Linked DNA regions of Homo sapiens: all the other regions are linked to region 2. A link is a loop called in an ENCODE intact Hi-C map of the cell type or tissue named here. Cell type or tissue: heart right ventricle. All regions are shown on one strand.

Region 1 (8,000 bases), 100 kb before region 2:
CAGGGCGAGGGCACGGGCCGGGGAAGCAAGCGTTGCCGCGCCGCTACCGTCGGGGGCCGGCCCCCGGGCTGCTTTTCGTGCGCGGAGCAGCTCGGCCAGTCACCAGGCGCGTGCGGAGGCGGCGAGCCTGCGAGGGCGGCCGGTGCGGGCGCAGCCGGCGCGATGAGTCACCATCCCTCAGCACCTCCGGAACACGAGGCTGCTTGGAAGCAGCCGGGCCCCCGCCCGCCCTCCTCCCCCGCCCCGCGGAGTGGCGGCGCCAGCCCGATGCCCGGCAGAGGGCGCTGCAGTGCGGCTGCGGGGCCACCGGCCCGCGCTGCTCTGGCTGCCAAAGGCCGGCGCTGCCTTTGGCTCAGAGGGAAAGATCGGGGCCCAGGGATGGGGTGCGTGAGGAATGAATGTTTCTGCAGTGCCAGAGGTGGCTCTGTTTTTGATCCAGAAACGAAATGGACTTCAAGATTCAGACACTGGGCAGAGTGATGGGGCCGACACGGCCCCTACTGGAGAGTGTCCAGTCTTGATCGCCCCAAGCTTTTGAGCAGGGATGTCCTGTCCGAGGCTGGTGTCGTCCCCACTCTCGCCAGAGAGGATCTGTGATAGGATGAGTCTCGCCTTTCCAAAATGAATCTGCCTAAGGACCCAGTCCTTGATCTCCTCTGTGACCTCTTTCACCTGAGGTGATGGAGGTTACGAAGATTGGAGCTGTCTGCAGTGGAGCGCAGGAGAAAGTGCACAAGCTTTCGGGTGACCAGGGTTTCAGTGCCAGCTCCATCATGAGATTGCTGTGTGACCTTGGTCATTTCATTATTCATTCATTCATTCAGAAAACACTCACTGTGTCACAAGGCACTCACGGTGAAGGGAAGAGAAGGAGGCCAAGCCTGTGGAGACAATTGCCCTGACCATAAAATAGCTTAGGCCAGGTACAGAAACCCGACACGTAGGTAAACACTGGCTGAATGAACAAATGCGATGATTTAGTCACCACACACTAGGGCAGAGATTTTTGGTCACTTATGCTCCCGAGTACATGGAACAGTGCCTGACACACAGTGGGTGCTCAGTAATTTGTCGAATGAATGACAGAGGAATGTACTGAGTGTTCTGTGAGCACAGCAGAGGCCACCTAACTCACAAGATTCTGTGCTGTTTGAACCGAGTCTTGAAGGAAGGGTTGGGATTAGTTAGGCAGACAAGGGCCAGATGGAGGGTGATACAGGCAGAGAACAGCCTGTGCAAAAGCTAGGAGTCCTCAGAGTTCTCACCTCTCTGAGCCTCAGTCCCTCCTGTGAGAAGGAAAGGATAGGGCTGGCTCTGTAATTTCTCAGATTTTTCTAGATCTAAGGTTCTCAGATTCAACAAATGAATCCAGTTACCCTAGTCAGAGCCTGACCAGTGCTGGGCAGTCCAAGAGACTCAGGTTTTGACTTTTGACTCAGCCCATCTGCAGAATAAAGGCCTGGTGATCTCAGGCACCCCTTCTCCATCTGCTTCCTCTGTCTTTCACCTTAGAAATCTCCCCTGAATCCTATCCCCATAGGATAAACTATCTGCAGCACAAAAGTCAGCACTTACTTGTATTCTGCCATGATTTTTCTTCGTGTTATTTTTTGAAATAGTCTTTATTTACAGATTTTTACACTAACACAGGCTAATTGTGAAAAAACAGGAAAGTACAAAGAAGAACATAAAAACTCTCCGTAATTTCACTACCTGGCATAGTTCCTTGATTTTTTTATGCCTTCATTAAAATACACACACACACACATACTTCAGCTCACACAGCAGCACTGACACAGATCGCTGTGAGTCTTGTGTTCCCAGCAAAAGCATGAGCTGGGGACAGTTCTCTCTTTCTCTCCATTAGTTTGTCTCTGATGGGAAGAGATGTTGGCTGGGACCCCAAAACTCTGACTCTTTAACCAGCTGCAGATCATCAGGCTAAATCCTCAAAGAACATACTGCTCAGAGGACGTTTCAGTCTGAGGCAGGGCTCTGGACGCAAACCACTATATGGCCTCTTCTTCCTTCCTGGAGTTGGGCTAGGGTTAAGCTAGATTATGTGGGGGCCACTAGCCCTGCTTTGGTCCAGACCAGAGACAGTGCTGAGCAGCTTTCTAGGGAGGGGGGAAGGGAGTGCTCTGGGATTTACTGCCCCACCTGTCTGAGAGAAGCCCCCAAAATAAACCCATAACCCTAGCTGACTTGGTTTCCCTTGGCCCCTGCCGTTTTAAAGCTCCATCCCCAACACAGTGGCTCCTTTTTTGCCCTGGTTCCTTGCTTTTCAATGTGTAACCCATGGACCAGTGACATAGAAAACAAGATCTCTAGATGATGGTTTGTATGTTGACTCTGAGAAGCAAAGTGCAGATTCTGTTTCAGAAGGTCTGGAGAAGAACCTGAAATTCTTCATTTTGTAACAAACTCTCAGGTAATGGTGACATAGCTGGTCCACAGACCACACTTTGAGTAGCAAAGATCTAGATTCCTCTTTTGACCTTGTCTTCTCTGAAAGTGAAAGGGCAGGGGAAACTCCCTAGAGGTGAGGGTGTGTACACACACACACGCGTGCGCATACACACACACACACACACACACACACACAAATATTGAGGACTATGTTCTGGGTGTTCAGTGAATGCTTGCCCTGTTAATGCAGAAAGCTGAGGAGTGAGAAGACTTAAAGCTGTGTTCCCACCTCTCCAATCACTTATTCATTTCAGTGATGATAGCATCAGTTTCTCAGTCACCAAATGGAATTGGTTCCTTAGACATTTTTGCCCTGGCTCTGCCTCTATTTTCTTATTGCTTCTATTCTCAGACACTTCTCATCTATCCCCTGCCTTCCTGTCTGTGGTCCCTTTCCCTCCAGTTCACTGCCTGTCACCCAATTCTTGTTACCCAAATCCAACTTAAAATCACTGGACGTGTGTGCTTCAAGGGAGAGTAAGTGGGCAGAGAAAGGGAGCTTCTCCTCAGGGCCCAGGTAGGCCTTCAAACTTCCCTTACTCTGAATCTATACTGGGGTAGCATTATTATTCCCTAGGAAACTGAGGCTCAGAGACATTGAGTAACTTGTCCAAGGTCACACAGTGAGGAAGTCAGAATTGAGATACGAATCCACATCTCTTTAGTTTTAAAGCCTGGGCTCTCCACGATATCATCCCTTCATCTTACTCAGGGGGAAGATGAAGATTGGGTGACTTAAGGTCATTCAGGGAGTCAGGGATGGGACTGAGGCTGGAAACTCCCTTCTTCTGACACTGTAAGTAAATTTTCATTCGGTAGCTCCTCTGCTCAGAAGCCTTCAGAGAAACCCTCTTGCCTATAGAATTGAAACTTCTGAGCCTGACAGCCAAGGCTGTCATGGTGCCCCTGCCTCAGCTCGGCTTCTCCTTCTTCCCCAGCACTTTACTTGGCATGTGGAGGTGCTAGACCATCTCTCTTTTCCTCACCTACCAGTGGGGTTCTTCCCTGAATCCTGTTCCTCCCTAGCCTCAGTCATGCCTTAGAATTCCTCTACCATGGTGCCTCTGCTCTCTGGGATATTTTCTCGACCTCAAACACCCAGGCACTCTACCTGCTTCTCAGAATCTTTCCCATGCTTCAAGAGCATAGGTTCTCACCCCTCTGGGAAGCCCCCCACCCACCAAAGCTGCCCTGAGCCCTTAGAGCCTTGAGCTAGGAGCCTGTCACTTTAGCAGTGCTGCCGCCTGTTGGTGGTTTGAAGAGCTCCACCCCAACTCACAGATGAGGCCAATAAATATTATTATACTATAATAAGCCTCTGCAGCTATACCCCATGGCTTGAAGAACTATTTCCAGAATCTTTCTTCTCCATTCTGAACTTGCTTTCATTACTTTAATGTCTCAACCCATTTGGGCTGCTGTAACAAGATACCATGGACATGTGGCTTAAACAACAATTTTTTTTTTCTTACAGTTCTGGAAGCTGGGAGTTTTAAGATCACTGCACCCATAGATCCGGTGTCTGGTGAGGGTCCTCTTCCAGGTTTGCAGATGGCCCCCTTCTCCTTGTGTCCTCACTTGGCAGAGAACAGAGAGAGGAAGCAAGCTCTCTGATGTTTCTTTTTGTAAGGGCACTAATCCCATCATGAGGGATCCACCCTCAAGAACTAATCACCTCCCAAAGGCCCCATCTCCCCGTACCATCTCACTGGGGAGTAGGGTTTCAACATATGAAGAAGGGTGCACAGACATTCAATCCATGACACTTAGTGTGTCTAGGTCCTAGAGACCGTATCTGGTTTTCACAACTTTCCCAGCCCTGTTAGAGTCTGAGGCTTAACTTAATCCCCACTTTTTGATCCTAGATGCTGCTTCAGATCACCCCACCTCCATGACTTACCTATTATACCTTGCACCCAACAGCTCTTTGCATTCCAGCCTGGATACAGTACCCCAGGTCCCTGCTTGGCCTGAAAGGAAAGTCAAACATGGCTGCCTGGTTATCCATTCACTATTTCTACTACTTTCTAGATCTTGTCTTCATAAGTAAACTCTAAGCTCCTGGAAGGCAGGACTGTCTGTGTCTTATTCTTTTCTTTATCCTTTGCAATACCAGCATTTTCTTTTATTCATTCATTTATTTCTTAAAGACTGAATGTTCATTCTCTGCCAGGCTTGATACTAGGTGTTGGGGCAGCAGAGGGGAGACAAATATGGTCTAATATATTCTAGTAAATTCAAGGCAACAGGGAAGTCCAATGACATAAGATTGGCAAATTGACTTTGGGCCCAGGCCAGTAGAAATACGTGTGAAAATGGTTGGGGAACAGGCAGGGCCTGCCTATGCCTAGAACAGATAAGGAAGAAAATCAGGCTGGCGGATGCTGGAGGCCTGCTTCAAGAACCTTGGGGAGAAATGGGAGAAGGAGATGGAGTATTGTCTGCTTTTTCCAAAATGAGTGCCTAGAAAGGGAAGTGGCAATTATGGTCCTGATGAAAACAATATTTCCAGTTGTTACCTGAAACAATAGGATCTGGGGGTGTGATTCTCAGAGGTGGGTGATGTAATGGGAATAGCACTAAACTAAGCTTTCTAGCCCTCAAATTCCATGACCCTTTGACCTGAGTTTTGGTTTCAGCTCTACCTCTTGTTCACTATCAGACTTGGCTAGCTCCATTCCCCTGGCTCAGCCTCAGTTTCCTCCTCTATGACATGGCAGGATGTGGAGTGGGGTGGTGAGTGAGGAGCTTGGACTCAGGGACTGCAAGCTTCCTCTGAGCTCTTGACATTCTTGGCATGCAACAGGAAGAGAAGCATGGATTAGGAAGGTTCTATTGGAGGTTGAGACTGGAGGCAGGGAGGCTGGTGGGGAGGCCGAGGCAGCAGTGCCAGTAGGAGTAGAGTGGGAGAGGGCCTGAGCCAAGGCAGGAGCTGACAGATTGGTGACATATTTAGGAGGAAATGGAACCGACGGGAACTGTCAACTGATGAGATGGTGAGGATGAAGGAGGAGGAACCAAAGAGGATGGAGATTTGACTGTGCCCTAGGAGGCCTGAGGGAGAGGAATCTTGGGTCCCAGGCCTAACACTGCCAACAAGCTTCCATGTGACCTTAGGGTCTCTTTCTGTTTCAGTTGCCACATCTGCACAGTAAAGAGATGGCTCTGATGCTCCCTAAACCCCTCCCTGACCCCTAACAACTATAACAAATTAGGGAGCGCTGTGGGTTTCCAAATCAGTCTTTAATTTGTTAGAAGTTTGTAGGAAAATTCTGAACTCTTACACAGGAAGCTGAGATCTATGGTAGGGCTTGTAACTATAATGGTTTGGTGGTGAGGTAAGGACAGCGACTGAGGCTACAAATGGGGCTACCAGGAGAGGCCCTGGGGACTTCTCCTCAGGTGAAGCCCAAGAGTTGGCAGTCCTTGAAACACGGGCTTACTTCTTGACCTAGGAAGATGTGGCCTTGGCAGTATTTTAAAGGAGACATTTGAAGATCCCAGATCCCAAAAGAATACAAATGGCACAGTACTCTGCATGGTGTTTGAGCCATTTTTGCTGGTTCATTAACTCATTTCATCCTCACAGGTACCTTCATTTCACAGATGAGGACGGGCACAGAGAGGCTGAGTGGGTGGTCTAGATCACATAGCTAAAGAACAAAAGAGCACACAAAGCTGTTTCTGGGGCAGTAAGCCACAGTGCTATTAGCAGCATCTGTGACTGTCACTACTAGAATCACAGCTATTTTCATATCACATTACGGTTGTGGCAGGGATCTCAGAAAATCATCTATGCTCATCACCACTTCAAAATGATAATAGTCATTAGACCCACTGCTTGATCGTGTTATATTGAAGGTGTTAATCAAGAAGCACATATGACTATATTGTAAATTGCATCTCAAGATACAGTAATCAGTTTCCTTTATAATCCTAGGTAATTTATCTAATACATTTAGAAGCATTTTTTGAAATATGCAATACATTGTTATTAACTATAGTTGCCTATGTTGTGCAATAGGACACCAAAACTTTTTCCTCCTCTCTAACTGTAACTTAGTGCCTATTGACCAATGTCTTAGATTTTAAATATTCTCACACATAATAAATGTGTGATAAATGATCATAATGATACCTATTTGAGGTCATGGATATACTAATTTCCCTGATTTGACCATTCCACAATGTATACATGTATCAAAACCTCACAATGTACCCTATAAATATATACAATTATTTGTCAATGAAAAATAAAATAAAACTTTAAAAACACAAAATAATAGCTACTATTTTCTACCCCCAAAGATCTCCCACCTATTTTTTTCCTAGAAAGGGTCCCTAAGCCGTGCCAGACTGCCAAAGGCATGACAAAGGGGTCCACGCCATGGCCTAGAAGGCACTCCTGATAGAGGGTGGGCTGGAGGCTTGGCCAGGCTCTGTACCAGGCACCTCACCTATGCACTCTCACCTCACCCTCCCAACTCCAGGAACTCGGTGTGATTATCCCACTTGACACACAGGAGACCAGCGCTAGACAGGAGGGAAGCCTTGTCTACAGTCACCAGCATGTAAGTGCGGAGCTGGGACACACATCCAGGTCTGTCCGACCAGAGTCCATTTTGTAACCACTGCAGCTCTCTGTCTCCTCTGGAAGGTGACTGCCAGCCCTTAAATGGAGTTCCCTCAAAAACAAATGACCCATTTAGGGCAAAGGACACCTGAGTGGAAACTAAGTGACACCATTTTTTTCAGCCCCAGTGCACATTTCCAGACCTGGGGTGTGGAATGAGGGCTCTTCCAGGTATGAAGGGAACGTCTTAGAGCAGTACTCGGTTTGATGCTTGGCAGCCAGGGCATAGTGGTTGATGGCCAGCTGCATGCCTGAGTTCAAATCCCAGCTATGCCACTTGCTGTTTGTGTACTCTTGGACCCATTGCTTAACCTCTTGATGCCTCAGTTTCCTCAATGTAAAATGAAGTTACTGATAATATCTCCTAAGGTGGTCCTGAGGATTCAGTGAAGTAATACACATAAAGCACTTGGCACTGTGCCTTGAGCTGTGGTGTGAACCAGTGCCATTATTTTCTCCTAAGAGAGTAATGCATGAAGGAGACTCAGGGCTCCTGGAAGACCTTTGACGTCTATTAACCCTTTGTCCCTTCCCCGTCTGTTATCAGGGTCTCCCCTGCCCGATTCCCTGATGTATAGACAGCAGGAACCTTTAAATCCAATGTTCCCATCTGTGGCTGCACATTAATATCACCTGGGGAGCTTTTGAAATGGCGCTGCCCAGGCCTCATCCCAGACTATTGGAATCTGACTCTAGGGATGGGGATGGAGTTGGAGTATTTTTTCTGCAGCTCCTCAGGAGATTCTAAAGTGGAGACAAAGCTGAGAACCATGGCCTCAGAAGGAAAAGGGCCTGTGTGCTGCTCTTTGGGGACAACAAGGAAGGAAGAAGAAACTCAGAGATCATGCCCTGCTCTGCAGACAGGATGAAAAAGAACAGAAGCCCAGGCATGGGGAGG
Region 2 (8,000 bases):
AGAAAAAGGAAACTGGGGCTTAGAAAAGTGAAATTACTAAGTCAAGGGAACACAGCAAGGGAGTGGCAGAGCCAGGGTTCAAAGCCAGGTCTATGTGACTCTCAAGCCCAGTGGAGGTCACTCTTTAGCACACTACTGAGAGGAGGTGATGTCCCTCAGAGAAATGGAAGCCATCAACAGGGTGCTCGCTGGGAAGGAGCAACTCTGCAAGTTCCTGCTTTGTCTCCCCTGCTTTCCCTACTGTCCACACCTCCAACCTTATCTGGGGGGCTCCTAGCTCCACGTGCATACCATCAGTCCTCAGTCAGGTCTCAGGGGGCCAGTCCTCTTTCCAAAGGCCATTGCCAATGCAGCCTTCATCTGCAAAGAGGACAAGTCCATGTTCTCCCACTGAACCACAGTCTTGCAGTAACAAATTCACTTTGGAGTCATGGACCAGCCTCTGCTCCCAAGTAGATCTCAAGCCTCACAGGCCAGTGGGGTCGGGGTTAGAGGGCCTGAGGGGAACTCAGAAGGGCAGGGGCTTGTCTGGGGAGTGGAGGCAGTTTCGCGGAGGAAGTGGTCTTGGAACTGAGGAGAACATTGCCAGTTGGAGTGAGGCCAGGAATGTTCATGAATTTTTAAGGGAAAGGGAATGGAGTGTGCAAAGGCCCAGAGGCATGCAAGGGCCTCGTATGTACAGAAAAGCAGGAAGTAATTCAAGATGTCTGAAATTTGGGCTAAGTAGAAGAGGAAAGAAGGATAGCATAGGCAGATGAGATGGCATAGATAATTAATGAGCAGATAGGGAAGAAAATGCCAAAAGCAGGTCTACAAGTCTTCCCACGAGGAAGGAGAGCCATTGAGGGGTTTTGTAGAGGAGCAGCAAGGCCAGGTGTGTGAATTCAAAGGCCCACGGCCCCCACCCCCAGGCATGTTGAAGGTGGACCTATTAGAACAGGTAGAGACTAGAGCCTGCTTCAGTAGCTCAGGTGAGAGAGGAGGAAGGGCTGAACTGTGGGTGGAGAGGTCATCAATTTGGGGACACTCTTTCTGGCAAGCCTCACAGCCAACAGGCCTCATCTGTATGATGCAAGAGGTGAAGGAGACCACAGTCGCTGGAGGCACCCGCCCTTCTCTAGCTTGGTCATGTGAGGAGATCCTACAAGGCAAGGCTTCCCCAGGCCGTGGGACCTTCGCCATGAGTTCACCTGCTGACATCTTCCCTTTTAGCCTCTTTCTCACCCGAACAGCCCACTGCAAGAGCAGAATAAAAAGCCTGGGCCCTACTTTCCCACACAAACACACCACCCCCACCCCCCATCAGGAGAGTTGCTGAGGCGAGGGGCCCCGCTCTACCCCATGTGTGGCAGGCAGGAAGGGGAGAGGGGACACAGGGAGCAGGTCAGGGCCTGCTCTCTGTCAAAGGAAATATCCACCCTCCTAAGCCTTTAAGAAACTGTTTTCTTCCAAGTAGGTCCCGCTGTTACCAGGGCAACCGAGAGCCCTGGTATTTGTGTTTCTGTCTTTGGAGTCCCTGGGGAGAAGTGGCCTGCCGAGCTTTCCCTAGTCTGGGCAGGATACAGGAAGTGCTGGCCGGAGGTGGAGCCCACTCCCCACCTCCCATTAAGGGGGTGGTCTCTTGCCTGATTAATGCCTGTCCTTATCCCCTGGAAGAGTCCACCCCCACCCTCAGGAGCCACTTCTGGCGGTCAAGGGCACAGGCTTTGGCTCCTATGGACCTGGTTTCTCGGGGGCAGAATTCTGCACCTACCTTGTGGCACATCTCTCTCAAATGGGTGTCACCTGCTGTCTGAGGCAGGTATCCAGGAGGGGCAAGCTCACATCAGACCATGGTACCTGCTGAGGGATCGTCACGCATGCTATGTTTCTTGATCACTTACTTTGTGCTAGAACTGGATCTGTGGGTCGGTTCTTGCTCCAGGGAGCTCTAGGGGAAGGCTCAGAACCAAACTGGCCATTAAATGTCACACGGGCTAGTTAGTTCCCAAAGCTCTATGCTGCTCTAGGCTGGGCTGTGTTGGATGTTAGAATTGCCTAGGGAGCTTTCTAGATGTAGACATTCCTGGAGATTTTGTTTCCAACGGCGTGGGTGCAGGTGGGGAGTAGAGGTTAAGAGCATGGGCTCTGGATGTCAAACTGCTGGGGTTCACAGTCAAACTCGGCAAACAGGGCAAGTGACCTCAAGCCACTTGCCTGATTGGTTTCCTCACTTACAGAATGAACGTGGGGAAGTCACAGCTGTTTCACAGGCAGCAAGATTTTCCTTGCCTTCCTCCATCGCTCAGCCCAGGAGAGGGTTTTTAGGACCCTCGCCATCCTTGTCACCCTTCTACTGTCTTCCTTCCTTCCTTCCTTCCTTTTATTCTGATGTTTTCTTACTCCTGGCAAGCCAAAGGGCTTCTGTGAGGTGCAACTTTGTCCCCTTCCACAGGGCAGCCAGGGCCCCAGGTGGGCCCTGCCCATCTCAAGGATTTCACATTGCTATTGCAGCAGCCCAGGAAAGCATTGGCGCATCTGACAGCCAGGTCAGTCTGTGATTCTGACCGATCTCCTGTCAATTCACATCCTCAGATTTTCATTTTCACAAGCTTCTTCTAAGCCACATCTCCCCCACTTAGGCTTCTGCAGTTGCTTTTCTGAACCTGACTGCAGGATCTCAGATGAGCCCCTAGTAAAGGTCATTTCAGTGCATCCTTCCAGGTTAGGGAGAGTTTTTTGGCCCCTCATTCCCTTTTAGAGGACATTAGAGGACATCTTCTAGTCCTCCAAGCTTTGTACCACCTGCAGATGCCCTTAGCAGGCTGCCTCTAGGTCTCCATCCAGTGGCCCATTTATTCACTCACTTCTTCATTTATGTACCAAACTAGGATTGAGATTCTACTGTGTACCAAGTAGTGTGCTGGGCCCCAGGGACTCAACAGTGACTAGACAGATCAAGAAGCCATGGCCCGAGAGGGGATGAGACTCATGCCAGAGCCCATATAGAGTCAGCAGCAAGGCTGGACTGGAATCCAGGGTTCTTTTCCCCATTCCCACAGTGCTTCCTGCTTCAGGGTTGGGGCAAGGCTGACTCTGTTTGTCTTTTTTTCCACCTTCTCTGGCCATAACACAATCTGGGCTCACCTATCACTACTTGTGATGTCATAAGAAATCCCCTGGGTGCTGGAGACCTTGTCAGGCACCCTGAAGAGTACTGGGGAGTCCTAGTGCTCACTGATGAAGCCCACGACCCCATAACCCTGTTCCTCCCTAGAAGGGGCAGTCAACCACATACTTAGAACTGCCACCTGGCTGGTTCCCCCAGAGCTTCCAGAGATGGTGCACCTGATGCGTGCTTCGTTGCTTTGGCAAAGACCCAGAATCCAGGCAGGTTGAGACTTCAAGCTTGTCAGGAGTCTCTCCTGGGAGATAGCAAGCACGGTGTATTTGAGTTAAGAATGTATATGGGTTTGGGAGTCACGAAGACCTGGAGTCCCCCATATGACCTAATATCTCTGAGATTCAGGTCCCTCAGCTCTAAAAGGAGACAGCATCACCTGCCTCACTTAATTGTGGAGATGAAATGATGTTGGCGAAAGTCCCTGGCACATGGTCAGAAATACCATGGTTTCCTCCCTCCCTCCCTTCCTCTTAAAGGGACAAAGCAAATGTGCCTCTGAAACCAGGGTTTGTTTCCCCCACGGGAATCCTGCAAGCTGGAGGCAGGGGGGGTAGGACAGGGCAGAACTAGGAGACCAGCCTGGCCTGTTAGACAGCAGGGCCAGCGGAGTGGGGGCAGAGAGGTGCTAAGTGTCCCCAGAGCTAATGGGCAGCTGCAGGGCTGTGACAGAGCCACTCACTAGCTGTCAACCTTGGGCCAGTGACTTCTCTCTAAGCCTCAGTGTCCTCATCTTTAAGATGAGGGTAAGGGTAGTTAGTTCTTTCCCCCCAGGATATCATTATCAGAATGAAATAAGATAACAGATGTGAAGTGCCTGGCACAGCACTCAAAAGCAGCAGAGGCTTAATGAATGTTCCCACCCACTTCCCCTGGAAAAAAAAAAAAGTCCAATTCATGCTGGGAAACTTGGGCAAATCCCAGAATGGGATTCAGTTTCTTCTGACCCCACAGTCCGTGAGGAGCCATGAGATCTTGCTTGGAGGGCCTCTTACATGGACTGCTCTGGGGACTTGTGATTCATCACCAGCTAACTCACTGGTATCCCATAGCGCCACCTAGTGCCAAAAAGCGGAAGGGCCCTCCCCAGCCAACCTGGCCTCTTTCTCTTCCTTCACTCAAAGTCCCATGCATGCCCGTGCGTGCCTGTAGGGCTGGGCCACCCATAGTCCCCGGGAGAACGAATGCTATTTTTCAAGATGCCCAGTGCTTCCACTTCCCTCCCAACAATTTCTTCCATCCACAAATGCACAGAACTGTAGACAGGTCCCTTGAGCCTCACCGGCCCTTGGTTTCCTTGTCTAAGGATTTCAAGACTTCAGGGTAGGGTTGACTCCGGCAGGGGACCTTGGAAGTACCCTATGCCTACTCTGTACCCATCTATGCTTGCTCAATAACAAAGAGGCACAATCTTTACACACCCTTTATATTTTTATTGAGGAGAGAAAGCTTTAGCATACAGAGCAGCTTCTTATCTTCACAACACAGTAATGCAACAATAACACATGTATTCCAAAAGGGTTTCCTCCCGAGCCTCTGGGAGACCTTGGGCTGCCTTCATACCCCTGCATGCATCCCCTCCCCCCACCCCTCTTTCAACCCAAGAAAGCTCCCAAAGCCCACAGTTCCTCTTACAGCTCTTATGGCTGTTACATCACAACAAATATTGAAGATCTGGGAAAGGAAGGAAGAGGGTCAAAGGGAAGCCCAAGCCCCTCCTGCCCCAGAGGGTGGAAACCAGCTCACTGCTCATCTGCTCTATCCCTGGCTGTAGCTCTGAGGGTTCAGGGTGAGAAGCACCATGGGAACAGGCAGGACCTGTGCTGAAGGGTCCCTGGAAGTGTGGGTTTAAGGCACCCGTCCTTCACACTTCTCCACAGGGACATGGGGCAGCAGGGCCAGAGTGTTGACCATCAGCAAACAGGGTCCACTGCCTCGAAGAATAGCAGGTCCCCTCGAAGAATAGCAGGTCCCCTTCTGGAATGCACTCTTGAGGAAATCAGATAAAATCAGCTGAAAAACAGACAAAATTTTCTTTACAAAGTTGTTTACTCCTGCCCTGGTGGGGATGGGGAAAACCAGACAATTGAAAGGTCCAACAAATTAGGAGAATGCTTAAATGAATTATTCAGTATGCATGACTGCACAGGTGGCAGCCATTTTAAATCCTGCTGATCAAGAACTGGCAGGGTGATCTCAGCTTTGACAAGACATAGCAAGAACACACTAGAAAGGAAAGCAGCAAAGTGTTAATAGTGCTTGCCTCTGTGTGGTGGGACTCTGAATGGCTGGGGGGTTTTTGTCCTCATAGTTTTCTCTATTTTCCAAACTTTCTTTAATGATTATGTATTACTTTTCTCTTTGGAGAGAGGGGATCTTTTTAAAAGGTAGCAACAGGTTATAGGAATCCAAATCCACTGATCCCCAGGCTGAGAAACAAAAGCGCTAATGAAAAGGGCATCTTACCTCCCACTGATGAATAGAGACCTCACCAGAAACCAGTCAGAGGACTGGGTTTCTCTGCGACTCCTCTTCCTCCAGCTTTTTTCTCTTGCCTCCAGGCCCAAGATCCTAAGGTCCGCCTGAGATTATCGGTCAGACTCCCATGAGGAACAGAGGTTGAATTTACTATGCTTTCTTCCCTTTGGCCACAAACCCTGGCTGCACTTGCTCTGCTGCCAGTCACTGTGCAGAAAGTCCAGTGTCCAGGGGCAGTTCAGGCCAGCAGTGGATTTGGCTGGCATTTTATGGCCAAAACTGACATAGTAAGTGTGTGTTTTTCACTGCAGAAGCAGTGCTTTCTGGACTCAAGGCAAGCAGTGGGTCTCTTTATAAGGGCACCTGAGTTTGTACCTAGAAGTCCCAGGAGTTCCTAGGAGGCAGCCACCCTCTTAAGCTTTACTGTGTCACTGAAGCACAGCAGCAGGCCAGGGGTTGGCCCCCATGAGGGGTCCCAGCTGTGAGGCCACGGTAGGTGCAGCCTTCCTCTCTCCTCTCAGAACTAAGGGTTCCTTGAAATTGAAGGGAGCTCAGAGCAGGCCATGGGCCCTCTCTCTGTCTGTCCCAGAAGGAATGGCCAATCAGGCCTCCTCTGCAACTCCAAGGATAGAAAGTGTCCTGCAAAGACCTTTGACTGGGGGCTGCAGTCCAAGGCCTGGCAAGGGGAGAAGACCACCATCCCTAAGGAAAGAGTCACTCTTTACAATGGCAGAATGATCGTTGCTGCTTCTTTCTCCTCCTCCTCTTCTTCCTCCTTCTCCTCTCCGGAACCCTAACTGGCTACCCTTTAGGCAACATCAAGGAAAGTTGTGGAGCCTGCAATGTTGGGCGCTGTCCACCGGGGGTGCCCAGGAGGGCAATGTGGTGAGAGGAAAGGGCTCCAGATGTGTGGCAAGTCAGTCCAAGAGCCCTGATACAGGAATCTGTGCAAAGGTAAACTCAAGTGCTGTAAGTGGAACCAGCCTGCACAGTCAGTCAAGGGCAAATCTCCGTCAAGTTGTCCATTTGACATGTGGCTTTGCACACTCTCACTGGGCTAGATGTCGGGTCCTCTTCCAGGCCCTCTGCTGGAGGTGTGGCATGAAATGAGTGTAGGATTCTAGGGACATTTCTGGATACCATCCTGCTCACCATCGATTATATCTAGCAACTGGCCTCAGTGGCTTTAGGAGTTCAGGGTAGCCTGTCCTCTTGCTCATTGGGGCAGATCAGTGAGGCATTGGGTGAAGTCCTGGTGGGTCAGTCAGAGAATAAAACTGTAGAACATAGGGTGAAGAAACGCAGGAGAGGTGAGGGTTAGGAACAACCAGAGGGGAAATACAAGAGGGTGACCAGTTCATTTATGGGAACAGGCCCAGAAACTTGCTCTCCAGCTCGTGGCCGGACTGAGCAGAGTACATGCCAAGAGGGCAGCTATTGCTGATCCCTCCTTTCCCAGGTGGCCCTGGTTGGGCACACGTCGCTCTCTGGTCACGGTTGCAAGATGGTCTGGAATTCTGCAGGTCTTCTTCAGGTTCTGCAGGTCTGAAACTCCCTGAAGTCCTGGTCAGCAAATGGGGCAGGTATGGCAGCAATAGCAGGGGCGGGGGATGCAAAAGAAGGGTGTGTTCTGGGTGGCCATCTGGCCCCAGCACTCAAACTCGAATTCGGCCACGAGCAGCTCGGTGGCCCCCCTGTCTCGGAGTGAGGCGGAAAAGCACAGGGGGGCGTCTTCGAACTTGGCGTTGTCCTAAACGACCTGTGCGGCGAATCAGTTGGGGGGAGCTGTAGAATGGTGAATTGGTGCCTGGAAGGCCTTCCAGAAGTGGGACTCGATTCTGGTTCCTCCGTCTGCTAGGCTGTATTATGGGAGGTGATGCACCCAGGAAGTTTTCGGCGTGGTAACCACTTGTGGGGCCAGAAGTCTGGGATGACGCGTGAACAAAGGTCGGCTCCATCTCCATCAGCTCATCTAGGTCATCATCTTGGGCCTCATCCAGTGGCTCCTCCTCCACCTCACCATAGGTCTCCTCAGTCCCTGGATCCTGCTGTGGCTCTCCTTCTGGTTTCTGGCCCCCATCCTCATCTTCATCTTCTTCATCCTTACTCTCTCCTTCCTCCTCATTCTTGTTCCTTATCTCCTCCTCCTCCTCTTTCTGTTTCATTTCCTCTTCCTCCTCCTCCTCCTTCTCTTCCTTCTTCTTCATTTCTTCCTCCTTCTTCATCTCCTCCTCCTCCTTCTCCTTCATCTCTTGCTGAAAAGCCCTCATGCGCTTCCTCTGGTCCTTGGAGTGAAGCCTGTGCCTGCGTGCCTCTTGGTCTTCATCTTCACTGTAGTACTCTTCATCTTCACTTTCTTCCT
Region 3 (8,000 bases), 46 kb before region 2:
TTCTTTCCCCACCACTGCCACCACCACTGCCCAAGAGTTGTTCTTATGACCTCTGGGATTTCCTCATTAACAGAGTAGAGACACCCTAGGCCACATGGTCATGGCCGTACAGCCATTATCAAGCTGGGAGAAACCAGACAAGGCTCTGACATTGAAAAGAGGCAAAAATGATGCTTGAGACTACAAGGAAAGATGTCCTTGGTAGGAGACCCTGCACACTGATGTGTCAGCTCCTCATCACCCCTAGGCAGTACTTTCAAACAATCTGGGCTAACGTGGCCTCCTAAGTGCCATCTCCAGTCATGTGGAGTAAATTGTCTTTGATGAAACCTTCATTTCTCTCAATAGCAGATTTTCTATTTCAAAAGTCAGTTTCCTGTCAAAATCTCCCAGAGCACAGACAGAGGGGTGTGGGGGTCCCAGGAGCAGGGTGAGGCTCCTAATTGCTCCCCACCATTCGGGTGGAGTGTGTTCTCTGAGTTTTGTTTTTGGCATTAGGGAGGGTAGCACAGAGCCACCTCTATCAATTCCTTTTGTGGAATTCATAGGCCTGGTCAGGGTGGGGTGCAGGTGGGGTGCTCTTTGGGCCCTTTAAGCTTGTCTCAGAGATGTGCAATCCCCTCCCCGATGCCACACAGGAGATAAAAGTCATGCACTGCCCCTGTGGAATATTCTGACCCACCTAGCAGCCTGGGGCCCTGCTTCTGCTTCTGGGACCTGGCTTTGGGGGTTTCTAGCTTCCCAGGCTGAGCTCTTCACACTCCCCCCACCTCCCCACTGTTGAACACTGCCACTTCTGGCCTCTCCCCTGCCAGAATCTTGACTATCCCAACCCTGCACCATAACCGTCTTCCTGGCTGGCTTGGGGGATGGGAGCTGTCTGCCCAGGGTACAGAGCGAGGTTGGAAAGGTTGAGAGTCATGATGCTCAGAGCCAGAGGTCACACTGCTGGTTCTGAGGATGAAGATGGCTCCCCACCGCCCTCAATTACAGGTCTCCAACCCCAGAAACATGAGGTCTGTGTCATGGAAACTTATATACACAGCCGTTTCCCCACCCAGGGACAATAGCTTACCATGACTCCAGCCCAAAGAACGCCCAAACCTGAGTTGGGGGAACAAAAGACAAATATGGACTGGGACTCTAATTTGTGGAGTCTTCCCATCTCAAATAACATGTGGCTCTGGCCATGTGCAATGTGCAATGGCAGCTCCTACCACAGCAACAGAAGCCACCTCCAGCCCAGAGGGATCCGGGGTGAGATGTGACTGTGAAACAGGATGACAAACTCAGGTATGTGTGAGGCAGGCCAGAGACAATAGCCAGTGGGAGAGCCAAGCCCAGAGTAGGAGCAGCAGTGTTTTAGAAAGGTGGCCCTCCTGCGCCTTAGAGGGAAGGCCCAGGGTACCGGTCAGAAAGGCCATAGGAGGACTGCTAGGAAACACGGGCCAGCTCCAGCAGGGCTTCTGTGGAGCCAGGCAGTAGCTTGAGCAGTGGGCAGATATTTACTCACAGAGTCAACATAGCAACTTTATGGCACAGGTCCTTTTATTAGCTCCTAAAGGGCATATATAAATGAGAAACCGTAGACTACATAAGTGATCTATAGATTAGAAACTGAGGCTCAGAGAGGTTAAGTGACATGCCCAAGGGCACACAGGCTGTAAATGGTGAGGCTGGGATTTGAGCCCAGGCAGTAGGGCTCCCAAGTCTGTCTTCTTAGCCCCTATGCTAATCTGCCAATGTGAGGGGGGTAAGAGTCAGGCTGTCCTTGCTTTTAGCCCACTAGCTGGGCTTTAAGACTGGACTTTCCTAAAAACTGGTGCAATGGTTCTCCACCTGGGGAGATTTGAAGCAGTATCAATGCCTAGGCTCCACCCCTCAGAAGTTCTGGTTTAATTGGTCCGAAGTGAAGTTCAGCCTTCAGAGAGTACAGAGGGTAGGGTGGAACTGCAGTTTTCACAGAAGCTCCTCAACTTAAAAACACACAGCATCTCTCCCATCCTGACAAACATCTGACTCCCTTCTCTAGTTCTGCCTCTCCCTCCAGCTACGGCCCTCTTTCCTCTCTAACCACAGCCAGACTTCCTGAGAGGTGTCTCCCCTCCCCTCCCATTTCCCTCCTTAACCTGCTGCAGTCTGGCCTCCGTGAAGCCATCCTTGCCAAGGTCACCCTCTGAGTGGTGCTAAAGTGAACAGTGCTTACGCCTCGGACTACTTAACTTCTTGAATGCATCTAACCATTCCTTGCTCCTGGAAACTAACCCTCTTCCCAGCTCAGGGACACAATGCATTCTCCTTGTCTGGGGATTTCACCTCAGTCTTTTTATATGGCTTCTGTACCATGCTGTACAAATACATTCTGAAGGTAGGGTCTCCAGAGACCCATGCATGAGCCCTGGCCCTGCCCTCAAAGAGTTGAAAGTCTTTTCAACGCAGATGGCTCTGGCCATGTGCGAAGGTAGACCTCCATCTTGAGCCTTCCTTCAAGCTGTTTCCTTGTCTTTCTGTGTCCCTGGCAAAGATAGAAAAGAGAGTAAGTCTCACGCTGAGTCTCTTTCCACCCTGTGAGCAAGAGCCAATGATTCCTCTCTTCCGATTAGAAGACAGTTACTGGAACGAGGGCTCAATCCATCGCCCATGCTCATTTTGCCAATGTAGTCATTTAGTAATGAAGAACAAAGAAGTCCCTTTGTAAGGAGCTTCTCCCACATGCGATTTGTTTCCTGGGTCCTTGTCCTTCCAAACAAAGAGAAACAAATTGGAACAAGATATGTTTTCAGTGTTTGAAAGCCAGTGATTCTCTTGTGCTTTGTGCACCAGGAAATAGGCTTTGCTGGAATCTGCAGTCTATTGGCGGAAGTGTAGGTAGGTGAAGAGGTAGGGAAGATCGGCAGGGTTCTCCTGATGCCACGAAGAGCAAGCTGGATGACCCCAAGTCTCATCCTTTAGCTGTTGGGCCTTGGGAAAGCCCCTTTCCCTTTCTGAGCCTCAGTTTCCTCCTGGATTAAATGGAACTAGTTGTCTTTAGCTCCTCTGTGGTGAGGATGATAGGAGATGACCTCTATGTGCTGTAGAGTAGGCCATTGCTAGGCGTTGGGGGAAATTGAATGGAATTGCATCCAGCCGTAGTTCACAGACTCGTTCCAGGCCAAGAGAGAAAGTGTGTGTGTGGAAGAGAGACTTGCAAAAAACAAGGCCTATCCCTGTGCACGCCTCTCCTCTGGGAAGGAAGGGGCCTGCACAGTGACAATAGACCAGGGGCGCTGACTCAGACAGCCAGTTCCTGTTCATTTCCCCTCACTGCAGGACAGCCGCTGAGCGGGAGGTCAGCCCTCTGAGGGGCTCTGACTCGGGCCTTTGGCTGAGAACCTTACCTAGAGAAAGACAAGCCCAACTCACAGTAAACTTCCCTCGCCTGTCCGCTGTGACTGGGCCGACGGGTCCAGGGTGGCTGTGGGTGGAGTGCAGCGGGGTGGAGAAAGAGAGAGGAAACTCACTTTTGAATCCTCAGTTGCTTTCCCTAGGCTGGGCTGCCCAGGAACAACTTCAATGGGCAAAGGAGTATGTGATCGATGGGACCAAGGTGCTGGGAAACGGGGTTCAGGAAAGTCCCTGGGCACCCACTGAGGAGCCTAGGGACAGGGTTTGGGACAGTGTGGAGCCCGTCGGCTCCCTGCCCCCAGTGTGGGCTCAGCACACACTTTTCTCATGTGGATTCTTGGTTATCCACACCGCTGGGATGGAGAGAACTGACTCTGTCACCCTCTTCTGGATCCGGGGAGGTGAGTCGTTGGGGGAAGAAGGGTGCATGCTCAGCAGAGGGGAAAAGGGAAGGAACTGGGGCTCATGGAGGAGGAGGAGCTTTCTGCACTCACAGCTATGCTGAGGCAGCCTGGGCTGCTTTGGGAGGGAGTGGGACTGCGTTCTAGAGGTGTGCACAGAGGGGCAGGATGGCCACTTAACCGAGATCCTCTGAAGGGAATTCATAATCGGATGGCTTTGGAAGACAGGGTGGATGTGATCACATCCCAACCCTGATATTCTGGGATCCTAAAGGATTAATAAAAGTGATGGAGGAATTCTGCACGTGTGTGTGTGTGTGTGTGTGTGTGTGTGTGTAAGAATTACTGCACCTCTTACTTCCTCTACTCTTGTCCCAGATTCTGAGGCCTTGTCCCTTCGGTGGTAGAAAATTCCATCTCATTCAATCCATCTCATTCAATCTTGGGGCTTTATTTGCCTCCTGGACTCCTGCTAAAATGCTGAATTTATTTTTGCAATACCAAGGCATGTAGGCAAGGAGAGGCAGGAAAGGGGTTCCTGTCACTGGTCTTCTGTACACACAGGTTGCTACCAAGGGACCAAGAGCTTTCTAATTGCAGTTCAAGCCAGACCTCCTGGCAGTAAGGCAGAAGCAAGTACAGGGCCCTGTGCCACACTAGGACCCCTCTCTGGCTTCTGTGAAGAAGACTAGCCACGTGGTGGTGGGGGAGGGGGCGCGTGATGCCACAGTGACATGCCCTTGAAAATGTCTGGAAGCTACTGCTTGTGGAGGTAGCTGGCAGGACAGACTGAGTCCATGCTGTGTCTCTGGAGTTTTAGTTGGCCCTTTGCATCAGGCGTATGCTCAAAAGCAGTTTATGAGCTAAAGTGGTGACGGGACCAAAACCGAAGTCCCATGAGGACCACGTGCTGTTTGGCATGGAGAAGAATCAGAGGAAAGTGATCTTTGGTCTTCAGGTCTTTGAGGGACTGTCACTGGATGATGGGAGTAGATGCGGTCTGCGTGGGGCCTCAGGAGGCAAAGCTGAGGTCTGTAGACAAGGAGGAACTTTCCAACAGACCCTCCATGGGTGCAGTGGCCTGCCTTGAAAAGGAGCCAAGGGTCTTGGTAACTTTTGCAGGTTACTTTTTTCACAGAGACACAGAGTGAGCCCTAGAGAAGAAGGGCATGTAGGAGCGAGCTTTCTGCTTCTGAGGGAGAGAGAATGGGAAGGAGGGGCCACCCTCACCTGGGATGAAGGCCCAACACCCCCCTGACCTCCACCTTCACAACTTCTCACCTGGTTTGGCCTCCCTCATCTCTCTCCCTCCTATGGGGCTCCCTGCTTCCACTCTCCAGCCCATTCTCCACTCTGCAGCATGAGCGAGCCTTTAAAAAACAGACGCAGCTGCTCAAAATCCTGTGATGGCCTCCCATGGCCCACTGGTGAAAGTCCGGATTTATTTCTCTTCTCTATTGCCTCCTTTCTACTCTCTAAAAACAGAGCTGAGATAAGATCGTTTCTCACTCTAACACAGCTCTGACATTTCATAAATCTTTGTCCTAGACAACTGGAAAGGGCTATATTTAACCTTCCGTCCTGTAGCTTTTAATGGAGGGACTTGCTTCAGGCACTGCCTTCTAATGCCACAGGAGACCAGAGTTTTTCTTTGTTCTCTACCAGCAGAGCCGCGACCTCGACAGACAGAGGCCACAGCTGGCCTCTCCCTCCAGTGAGACGCACAAGTTGCTTGGCCAGGCATCGGCCCTAGAGCATCCACCTTCCCCTGTCTCTAGGTGAAGGAGGTCCCTGTCCCACCCTGTGAAGTGTGACCCTTCAACTTTCTTATCTGCATATACTTGAAAGACTCCTCATTAACCCCATAGCTGAGATAAGTGGGCCAGGTGAGCACAAGAATAGGTCAGACAGGGCCTGGAGGTATGGGCTTGGGAGTCTGGGCTAGGGGAGGGAGCCAGAGAGAAGAAAATGTATGGTCAGGAATCTGGTTGCGCAGGGTGCAGGGGCGAGGGTGGGGAAGGAAGCAATGCTAAGTAATGTACCAGGCCTGTGCTAGGAGCTTTGCATTAATTGCCTCCCCTTTCCTGCCTCTCCTTGCCTACATGCCTTAGTATTGCAAAAGTAAATTCAGCACTTTAGCAGGAGTCCAGGAGGCAAATAAAGCACCAAGATTGACTGAGATGCATTGTCTTTGCATTGATTGTATTGGTTGTGTGATCCTCACAAAAACCCTGTGAGGTGGGTACCATCCTTACCCACATTATACTCCAGTGAGGAGGCTTAAGTGACTGAAATGACTTACCTTAAGTCATACATAGTTAGGAAGCGACAGAACAGGGATTGAACCCAGGCCCATCAAACTCCAAAGCTTAGTTGCTTTGCCCAGTCCCAGGATGTCCCTGGCTGACCTGGCACTGCCCTTTGGAGCAGCTCTGATGTGCTGGCCTCTCTCATTTCCTTGGGTTTCTTTTATAAACACTTGAGCCTCTGGTAGGTTCTTTCCACACTGCCCATCACACAGGCCTCAGGCCCACCGCCAACCTCGGCCAGGCTGAAGAGCGCAGCAGTTTGATATCTCTGATGGTGCCCCATGCTCTCAGGCCTCATGGGCTGGCTTCTCCCACATTCTGTACTCCAGCCTTGCAGATAACAGCTACTGGGATCAGTAGCCTAAAACAATGAACTATACTATTGTTTTTTTTCATGTTAACAGTTCCCTAGACTGCTAACACTAACCACCTCTGTGGCCTTGGACAAATTGTGTCCCTTCTGTGGTCCCAGCTTCCCCAGAGTGGGAAGATAAGACACTCTCTCTGGCCCTTCTGATTCAAAGAGTCTAGGATTCCCAGGGTCCCCCTCTCTCCAGCCCCACCGTTGCTGGTTCCCCCCTACAGTGTTGGGATGAGGGTAGCCAAAGGCACTGGTTTGGAAACCTTCGCTGAGCCAAGCAATGGCTCCAGAGCCAATGGCCACAGCGACAGAGTGGCAATAACAACCACATTTGTAGGCTACTTTAGTGCTTACCAACTGTTTTCACAGTCTGCGAAGTGGCAGGGAGGGAACTCCAAGGCGATTTTAATGGCACATAGTACATCTTTAAAGAACATTGAATTACATGGTGAGAAAATGATTCTCTTTTCCTTCTCTTTCCAGCTTTCTGATTACATCAAGGACAAGGTCTCAGTGTGGTGCTATTCTTCAACTTCTGTAATGCTTACTAATCTTCTTTTGTAACAAAGCTAGAGCAGGCCTCAGGCTCAAAGACATGGACAGGCAACAATATCTACATAGAATTTAATTACTCTCTTCTGTTCTCATTGTATTTCTTTATACAGCCACTTTCTATTTATGGCAAGTGATACTCCTTTTGGTTTTGGTTATGGTTTCCATATAGAATTTCTTTTAATATAGATTTATTTGTTTAAGAAAAAAAAACAATTCACTTAGAGAAAAAGATTAAGTGAATTGTAAATAGAACCAGTGGTGCCTACATACAGCAAAACTTGTGAAACTGGTACCCTAATGGCCAAAACTTGGGGAACACTGGAATGTGGCATTCACTCAGCAGGTGTTTTCTGAGCACCAAGTTCCTAAGGCCTAGAAGGCCCTGCACGATCTGTCTCTACTCTTGTCCCAGATTTTATTGCCCCTTACTCCCCCTGCCCACACACTGTCGTGCCTTCCAGCATGTTGCATCCTTTTTCTGGAATGTCTTTCCCATATCCTTGCCCACTCATCAAACCTCAGCTTATCCTTCAAGACTCAGTTTAAATGGCACCTCCTCCAGGAAGCCTTCCTTCAAATCCCCCAGGTTAAGTTCAGCTTAGCACCAGGTTCATGTCTCTATTGTAGCATCTCTCACATTCCCATCATTCACTTACAGGCCTATATCCTCCACCCTTGGTTGCCAATGCATTTTATAAGAAAAGCTTGAGAAGAGAGGGGGAGAGAGAATATAACTGTGAGTGAGGCCTATGTCAGTGACTGGTCCTGGGGACTATCACAGCTCCTGGTGTCACTTGGAATTGAGGCTTTCCAGATGCCAAGCCAGAGCCTGCACAGGCCACAAACCCAGCCTGGGGTCTGCAGGTCACATGCGGGAAGTTTATTGGGGTACTGCTAGGATCAGCATCTAGAGTCTAAGGGAAAGATGCAGGACTGGTTGGAGGGAGAAATTGGACTATGATGCTGTCCTAATGACAGCCTCAGCTGACA
Region 4 (8,000 bases), 210 kb before region 2:
CCTTTAGTAAGGCTCTTCATATCTTGCTCTGCCTATAATCCTCCATTTATTCATTCATTCATTCAGCAGGCATTTTCAGAGTACCTGTGGTGTACCCGTCACTGGGCTTGGCACTGGGCATACAGCAGTGAACAAGACAGAAGTGATTCCTGCTGCCATGCAGCTAACAATCATGTGGGGGAGACAATATTATTACAAAGGAATATTAGTATTACTATTAAACAAGGATGTTCATATCACCCTCCAGTACACTGTGCCAGATACTGTGCTAGAGGGTGATGTGGGAGCACAGGAGAGGACACTTTACCCTAGCTGCTTTCCTGCCCAGCCAGCTTGGCTGGAGCACGGTATTTCAAGAACTCTAACTTTCCCTCCACATACCAGAGCCTGGCTCCCTACGCTCCTTCCTCTGAGGCTTTCTGCATCTCTGCTCACCTCTTGAACCCAAGGCAGCCCCTTATTCGAGGTCTCACCTTTCCTGTTGGGAAGAGACTGGATAAGAAGCAAGGTGACAACTTATATTCCCTTGGCTTCTTCCATCATACATGCAGACCCACTCTAGTCCTGGCAAGGGAGGAGGGACTCTGCTGTGAAGTGACTCCATTGCAAATACTTGATGTTTCCTTGACGAAAGCCAGGGCCATCTCATTGATGAGGCTGGAGTGAGAGCAGACTAGGCTGGGGGAAAGGGGGTAGGGCCAAAGCTGGTTTGCTTGGAATTGGGCTTGTTATTATAGATCTCTGAAAGATTCATCAGCATCAGGAATCAGAGTAGTGAGGGAGGCTCAGCGACCAGGCCCAGTCCAGGCCTGCTGTGCTCAGGCAGTGAAGCTCTGACCACACAGTCTCCTTCAATCTGCTCGTACCTCATTTCTTCTTCTCCAGAGCAGAGATCAGTCTAAACAGCTCATAGGTCAAGGAAAAGTATCCCTGGAGAGTCCAGCCAAGTCCCTGCTTCCTCCCAGTTGCTCTCTTGGCTCAGGTTTGAGTTTGCCAAATCGAGAATTTGGGGTTTTTATTCTGCAACTGGATTTTACATTTCAGAAAGGGTACAAGTCTTTTGCCCATTTGTTGATTCTTATTTTAATCAGAACCCAACTTTTCTAATATCCATGTTCTAATTTACTAAACAAGAAACAACTATATGCTGAAAAGGGAAATCGGATTACGCTTTTACTTTATTTTTAATTGACAAACAATTATATGTATTTATGGGGCACGATGTGGTTTGATGTATATATATTAATACATTGTGGAATGATTAAATCAAACTAGTTAACATATCCATTACCTCACATATTTACCATTTTTCTGTGGTGTGAACATTTAGAATCTATTAGCAATTTTGAAATATACTAGTTGTAGAACCTTCTTGAACTGCTTCAGGGACAATTAATTATCTGAAGGAATGCATGAAAACAGGCCACGCTTAGAATCATTAATGTAGATGCAGGTATTCTGTTCAAAGTATTTTACTGGCCAGTGTGGTGGCTCATGCCTGTAATCCCAGTGCTTTGGGAGGCTGAGGCAGGAGGATTGCTTGGGGCCAAGGAGTTTAAGGCCAGCCTGGGCAACATAGGGAGATTCCGTCTCTTCAAAAAATAAAAACTAAATTAGCAGGAGTGGTGGCACGTGCCTATAGCCCTAGCTACTCAGGAGGCTGAGACCGGAGGATCCCCTGAGCCCAGAGTGAATTCAAGGCTGCAGTGAGCTGTGACCACACCACTGCACTCCAGCCAGGGTGACAGTGGTAGATCTTGTCTCTTAAAAAAAAAAGTGTTTTGCTAATGGATTATAAAGGATTATAAGGATGTGAACATTTGTAAGAGGAAAAATGAGAAGAGAATGAAGAGAAGGAAGAAACCGAAGTACACCAAAGTCAAAGAAGTGGGTTAGAGGAGAGTCAGATGGGAGCTCAGTGTGTTGAAAATAAGCGTTCTGAGTGGAAAGGTCCTAAGTGCATGAGGACATATGCTCACGTACTCTGGTTTTCTGAGGACAATAATGTGCCCCCTCTTTTCTGCCTTCTGGAATGGAGAGAAATCAGGCCGTGACCACAGGGTTGCCCGCACTGAAAGCACATCTCGGCTCCTGTAACCCTCTTCGGAGAGCATCCCAGCAGCCCAGCCTGGCCAGGGATAGAGCCTATCCCAGCTGGCGGACCCTACCAGAAGGAGGCGTCCCTGGGCTCTCTTTTTGCATAAACTATGGAGTGGCGTCCCTCTATCTGAATTAAGTCTATTGTTCCAGAAAATGGGTTTGTTTCTATTCATCCACTCCAATGGCTTTACAATGTCCAGCCACTGTGGGACTCCCTAGAGACATTGTCTTCTTGAACAGTCGAATAAGATATTTGGTTTTTTGGTCCTTATTTCCAAGCTCCTGGGTGCTAGAAGGTTGTATTCACAGCCTAGTCTAGCCCGTGCGTGGCACCGAGTACGTTTGGGAAAGGAAATCTAGATCAATAAAGTCAAACTATTCGGTCGGTCTTCGCTGATTACCCGCTGGTGTGGGCGCGGGTGTGCTTGAATTTTTTTTTTTTTTTTTGTAATTATGAAGAAAAAGTTTAAGTTAAAAAAAAAAGCAAAAAATAACTTTAACCATCAGAACTGGGAGTGGAGCTCCTCAGGAGGACCGGGGCACACATTCTACACCGTACCTTACGTCCCCCCTCACGCAGACATTCCTTCTTTCACGCTCCAGCTCGCTCTTTTTACTCCTACTTCCCTTTCTCCCTCTCCCGGATCAAGCGTTAATCTGCGAATCTCTGACCGCAAAAGAAGAAAAAAAAAAAAGGTGGGTGGGGGGATCCCGAAGTAGCAGAGCTAGGAGGAGGAGGAGGAGAAAAGAGAGGAGGAGGAGGGGGGAGGAGGAGGAGGAGCCCGGCGAAGCAGAGTCAGAGGGACTGGTGGCTCCGGCGAGTGTGCAGCCCCGGGGGAGCCGGCGCTCTAGGCGAGGAACCCGTCAGCCCGCCTACCCGCCCGTCGTCTTTGGCGCCCGCACGCTCTCCGGCCCGCGCCCAGGGGCCTGCTACACCCGGAGCTGGGGCCGCCGCTCAGGGGCGCTCGGGCCAGGGGCGCTGCTCGGGGTGAGCCCGCCGCGCCGCCAGACTGGTCCCCTGCGCCCGCGCCCGCGGCCGGGATGCCGTTCTACAGGCGCACGGTGGTACCCCAGCGCCTGTGCCCGCGCAACCCGCCGCAGCAGCTGGCGGAGCTCCGCGACGTGAGCCACCTGGCAGCGCTCAGCCTGCTCCGGCAGCTCGCCGACCTCTGTGGCCACTCGTTGGCTCTGCTCGAGGACCTCGAGGGGCACCTGCTGGCCCTGGGGCGCCGCACAGACAGCCTGTACCGGCGCACCGTGCGCCTCCGCCGCCGCCTTCCCTGCCGCCTGCTTGGCCCGGAGGAGGACGAGGAAGAGCTAGGTAAAAACGGCGCCCCGGTGGCTCGCGGCCCCGCGTCTACCCCGCCTCTAGGGGCGCCGGTCGGCGCTTAGCGCTGTGCCCACCCTCTCCCCGCCTCTCTCCGCCCCTCCCCTCCCCTCCATTCGGGGAGTGAGGGGATCCCATTTCCCCGACCCCCGCCTCCGCCCCACGGTCGCCCTACCGCTGGAACTTCCTGCTCTTGGACCCGGTCGCGCCGTCCGGAGTGGCCCCGTGCCCTTGGGACTCCCGACCCTGGGGTTGGTGGCCGCCTCCTGGGGTTTTGGCTGGGGACGCGCTGGGTCCAGGACGGCTTGGGCGATACTCCCCCTACCCGCCCACCTAGCCCCAGGCCCTCGGCGCCGTCCTCATCGCCGCGTCGGGAGCTAAATGGCCGAGCCGCTGGCTTCTTTGCTCCTGTCTAGGAGCTCGGCCACTTCAGAAAGCGCGCCGCAGCCGACCGCAACCTACGCGGCGGCAGGAGCCGGCGGTGGTGCCTACAGGCTTTAAACCTGTGCAACTTCCCGCTGGAGCGTGGACGCGGCTCCCACTCACAGGAGTGTCTGAGCGTCCTCCCGCTTGCTTCTCTCCGCACGTTTTGGGCCGCTGTGCTGGGGAGTGGCCGGGAGGGGGGAGGGGAGAATGTCCGGGGCTTTGCTGACCCCCTACCCACTACCGCTAGGGTCTGGCTGTTATTTGCTGGAGAGAATCATTTAAAGAAACTATCATCAGTTTCCTGAAGCGCATTCACTTTAGGAATCAGCCATGCCTGAGAAACCAGGTTCCAGTGGTGCCCTCACTGAGCACGCGGGACGTGTGAGAGGGTAGGGGGGCTACGCGAGCCCTTGTCCTTTACTGTTTTGGATCCCAGCACTTTACACGGGGAATCCTCTGTCTGTGGAAATGCAGTGCCCCTGAGAGTGTGGGACTTCTGCTGAAAGCAAGGGGACTGAGTAGGCTGGAAATGCTGACTACAGCTGGGGCATGCCAGGTACCAGGGCCAATCGGTTCCTCCAGAAAGCTGGGGAGAGAAGGAGCAGTGTGGCCAGAAAGTTTCCAATGGGGGCAGAAGATGACTGCTGGCTGATTTCTGAGTGCAAGCTTCCAGCTAACTTGGGAAAGAATTGCCTGGGCCAGCCCCTCTTCATTGCAGACCCCACCCCATCCCCACCCCTTCCAGAAGGACTGGAGTCAGGCCCTGGCACCTCTCTTCATAAAGGTCTCTGACCTCTGAGGTAGATGGCAGAGGTCTCTGGTGGAGATAAATGAACTGAGTCCTATTGGAAAAGAAAGGTGGAAGCCACAGATGACTGCCAGATGGAATGTAGACGTTGGACCAGGAGCCTCTGCATGGCAGGGGCTCAGTTTTTTGCTGGGGTCCCACTGATTACAGGATTAGTCTAGGAGAAATTTGATAAGTCAGCTTGAGGAGTAGTTTTCAAAATCCCTACACAGTTTGCAGAGAGCCACCTACTGAGTTCAGTAGGGTAAGTTAAGGACAGTTTTTTCAACTCTACCTTCCTGTCCACTGAATTAGCAAGCCCTTTCTGTGGGAGGGAAGGCAGGGCTTCACCAAGTCACCTTTGGGACCTAACCCTCTCCGGTGATCTGCCAGGTTAGAAGGAGATGGCTTTATGCAATGGATAGCTTGCAATGGAGAGGAACAATTGTTAAGTTAAATTACCACTGGTTTGGCTTCTTGGCAGTTTTCAAGAGCAGGAAGAGTGGCCATCTCTCATCCCTGGTGTGGCCTCTTGCTTTTGAGAATGTACATGTCCCACGGCTCAGAGGCACCCAAGGGACTGCTGCATAAATGGAACACAGCTACCTTCTGTAAGTTGGTGAAAAGGTCTGATTTTCCATTTTCTGGTCTAATGCCCTACCCTAGACTCCCCTTGAAGTTCTCAGTGCACACTTTTCTCTTCAGGAGCTGTAATTGGGTAGCACTGAAATTAGGCCTTCTCAGCAATGGTCTGAACATAAGTGCCAAATGCAAAGAGAGTTGGGGAGCGTAATCAGTGCACCATCTGGCCACTCCCTTGTCGCTCAGGCATAAGCTTCAACAGGGTGTTTAGCAAGCCGAATATTAGATTTTGACCGTAAGTAAGTAAATAAATGAACATTGTCATGTCTTGCCCTTTTTTCTTCCCTATGCGTTTTCCTCCTAGGATTCCCACTCCCTTACTGACCATTTTGCTGGGGGTCAGCATTTTACCCTGCATATCCTCCATCTGTCTGGATTGCCCTCAGATTCTTCCTCTAGCTATTTATTTTGACCATGGGGCAGGAGAAACCTGGGAAGGTGGGAGGAAGGTTGGAAAGCAACATGGCCAGAGTGAATGACAGCTGACAGGCCAGCAGTATATAGCCTCCCTGCAGTGACAACTTGGCTGCCACTGACTGAGTAGTGGCAAGTCAGACTGGCCTATAGCCTGCAGGCTGGGCTGGGGCCCTGAGAAGCAGCAGGGGAGGACAGAGAGAGGAGGAGCGAGATAGAGGAGGAGAAAGTGGATGCTGAAGAAGTTGAAGGTGCTTCTCTACACAATCACAATCATGGGTCATGCCCCCACCATCTTCAAGGTTACAGGGGTGGACTGGGCTAGGCTAGTTGCCTCGCAACATCCCACCCACTCCACTGAAGGCTGTTCTTTGGTAACATGAACCCCTTTGAGACTGCCCTAAAAGCTCTTGTAACTGGTATGGTGTGGGAGATGGGGATGGAAGGAGGAGACGGTAGACCACAGGACTGCCGAAGGCCCCTGTGGTTGTGGATCTGTGGCAGTTGCCACACCCTAGGCATGGCCCTGCCTATAAGTTGAGGTTTTCCCCACATCTGGTTTTGAATGTGTCCTGTTTTATGGCATCTGTGGCCTGTACACTGGGTTCTTCATCTAAAAAATGGTGTAGTCAAAGCCATTGGGAAATAGCTCCATGCCTGCCACCATATGCTGAGTCAATCTAAGCTTTCCAACTTCTCCCTTGGAGATCTATATAATGTTTGTAGGTGCTTAGATGATAATTACAAAAGCAATCAGGCCATCCGCGTAGGGATATAATATCTCCTTTGCCATCAAGGAAGTCACTGAAGGGCTAGATAATTCTAGGTATGTTTAATAACACTGGAAAACTATCATGTTACACTAGCTCATGAACTTGCTGTGGGAAAGATGTTCTGTTGCTTCTTACAATTATTTTGGCTTGAATACAGCCAGTTGGGTCCGTGGTGAAAACTCCCTCTTCATCTTTATGTAAAATTCCTACTTCTTGATTTTCCAACTTTATGGCAACTCTGGCTCCAAATCAGAAAGGACAGCTGGTTTATTTGTGTTTAAATCATAATTCCAGTGTGAGGATAGACTGTTGTAAATCTATACGGAGATGAAAAAATGAAAAAAGCACCTCCAGACTGCAATGAGTTTGCCATTAGATGAGGTGTTGTGGACCCTGAGTCTGACCGTCCTTGCTAATGAAGAGAAGAGATGGCCTCTTGAGTCAGATGGAGTGGGGAGGGTGGCAGGAATTTGGGGACTTGGAACAGGCACTCAGCCAGGGCTTACTTTGTCTCTGTGGTACGTTTCATCCCGAGGCTCTTGGGACAGAGGGTTGACAGAGTATGGAGGGAGAAGCAAACCCATTTTCTTTTCTCTTCCCACCCCACCCTGCTTTCCATTTTCTTTTTAAATACCATGAAATTCCTGGTCTGCTTCATGGTATTTCCATGTGTTGAAAACATCTTCCCTGGAGATTTGGATACCAAAATGTCCACTAGAATTTCTTCCACTTTAGAAACAAGACATTTAATCTTCTCTTTTTTAAGACACATGAATAGCTAAAGTGATAAAAGTGTCAGGATGTTGGAATAGTAGAGTAATAGGAGAAGATTCAAGTTATGGCTCTTGGGCTCAACCTTGACCTTGACGACATTGATTAGGTTTTAGGAGGAGAGTGGTATATTTACATCATCTGTTCCTGTACCTCTCTGGTGTGGTACCAACAATTCAGTCATTAACCACCATATGTGTCATAACACTTGACATCCCGGACCCAGAAAGGGGAAGGTACCTGTCCAAAGGCACCCAGCTGGATCAAGACCTTCAGTAGTCATGAGTGCTGAAAAGATTTTAGTGCCTCCCCATATGTAATTCCAAGTGAAAGCAATACTAAACCTTTAAACAAAAATGTTACTCTTTTTAAATGGCTCAAAGCTCACATGGATGTTGAAATTAAAATATCTTACTAGATTCTTTCTCCCTTCCTCTCTGTCTTTTGTACCCCTGCTGTTGGTGGCCTAATCATGTATTTAATCTGCTGATTTGGGAATGTGGTACCGGCTGGGTCACACAGCAGGTCAGTGACAGGAGGCCTCCACCTAGAAGCCATGCCTTCTGACAACCAGACTAGTGCTCTGCCCTCTGCAGTGATGCTAAGTTCAAAGTCAGTTGTTCTTCGAGAGTCATTTTCTTGGCATTTTCTCTAGTTGGAACTTGTCCAGGATGAGAAATAACTCCTGTTACCTTTAGTAACTGAGGGCACCCTGTGGTTCTGTAGTTGTGGCCGGGGGTGAGCTGAAGCTGGAGAGGAG

The links. Peaks named below come from ENCODE experiments on the same cell type or tissue, not always from the same donor. Only the 100,000 strongest peaks of a DNase experiment are listed, where the experiment ranks them.
Region 1: it touches region 2 in a loop (8-fold over the local background); 96 of 110 quality-filtered maps call a loop at or near these places.
Region 3: it touches region 2 in a loop (2.1-fold over the local background); 15 of 110 quality-filtered maps call a loop at or near these places.
Region 4: it touches region 2 in a loop (3.0-fold over the local background); 12 of 110 quality-filtered maps call a loop at or near these places.

The regions. Positions count from the first base shown.
Region 1 is chrX:72,018,485-72,026,484 of GRCh38, forward strand. The region is part of intron 1 of NHSL2 (NHS like 2); the gene reads left to right. Among named protein-coding and RNA genes, the nearest start is that of RTL5, 110 kb to the right of the region's middle. RefSeq lists a silencer at 1-375 and an enhancer at 356-405. In heart right ventricle, CTCF peaks have their summits at 281 (motif pointing right) and 3,729 (motif pointing left); DNase peaks (open chromatin) are centred at 147 and 1,922; H3K4me3 peaks cover 491 bases; H3K27ac peaks cover 1,462 bases.
Region 2 is chrX:72,122,538-72,130,537 of GRCh38, forward strand. All of the region lies in intron 1 of NHSL2 (NHS like 2), which reads left to right. RTL5 (retrotransposon Gag like 5) reads right to left here. Exons shown (of 1, transcript NM_001405151.1): 1 at 4,573-8,000. The coding sequence ends at 7,294. Among named protein-coding and RNA genes, the nearest start is that of RTL5, 5.4 kb to the right of the region's middle. In heart right ventricle, CTCF peaks have their summits at 4,223 (motif pointing left), 4,422 and 6,493; DNase peaks (open chromatin) are centred at 1,499 and 4,224; H3K27ac peaks cover 4,712 bases.
Region 3 is chrX:72,076,482-72,084,481 of GRCh38, forward strand. The region is part of intron 1 of NHSL2 (NHS like 2); the gene reads left to right. Among named protein-coding and RNA genes, the nearest start is that of RTL5, 51 kb to the right of the region's middle. In heart right ventricle, no CTCF peak of the experiment used is centred here; a DNase peak (open chromatin) is centred at 3,320; H3K4me3 peaks cover 2,902 bases; H3K27ac peaks cover 4,432 bases.
Region 4 is chrX:71,907,947-71,915,946 of GRCh38, forward strand. It overlaps NHSL2 (NHS like 2), which reads left to right and starts at 2,899. Exons shown (of 8, transcript NM_001013627.3): 1 at 2,899-3,421. The coding sequence starts at 3,142. In heart right ventricle, CTCF peaks have their summits at 2,178 (motif pointing right) and 3,481; no DNase peak of the experiment used is centred here; H3K4me3 peaks cover 2,449 bases; H3K27ac peaks cover 1,318 bases; H3K27me3 peaks cover 2,276 bases.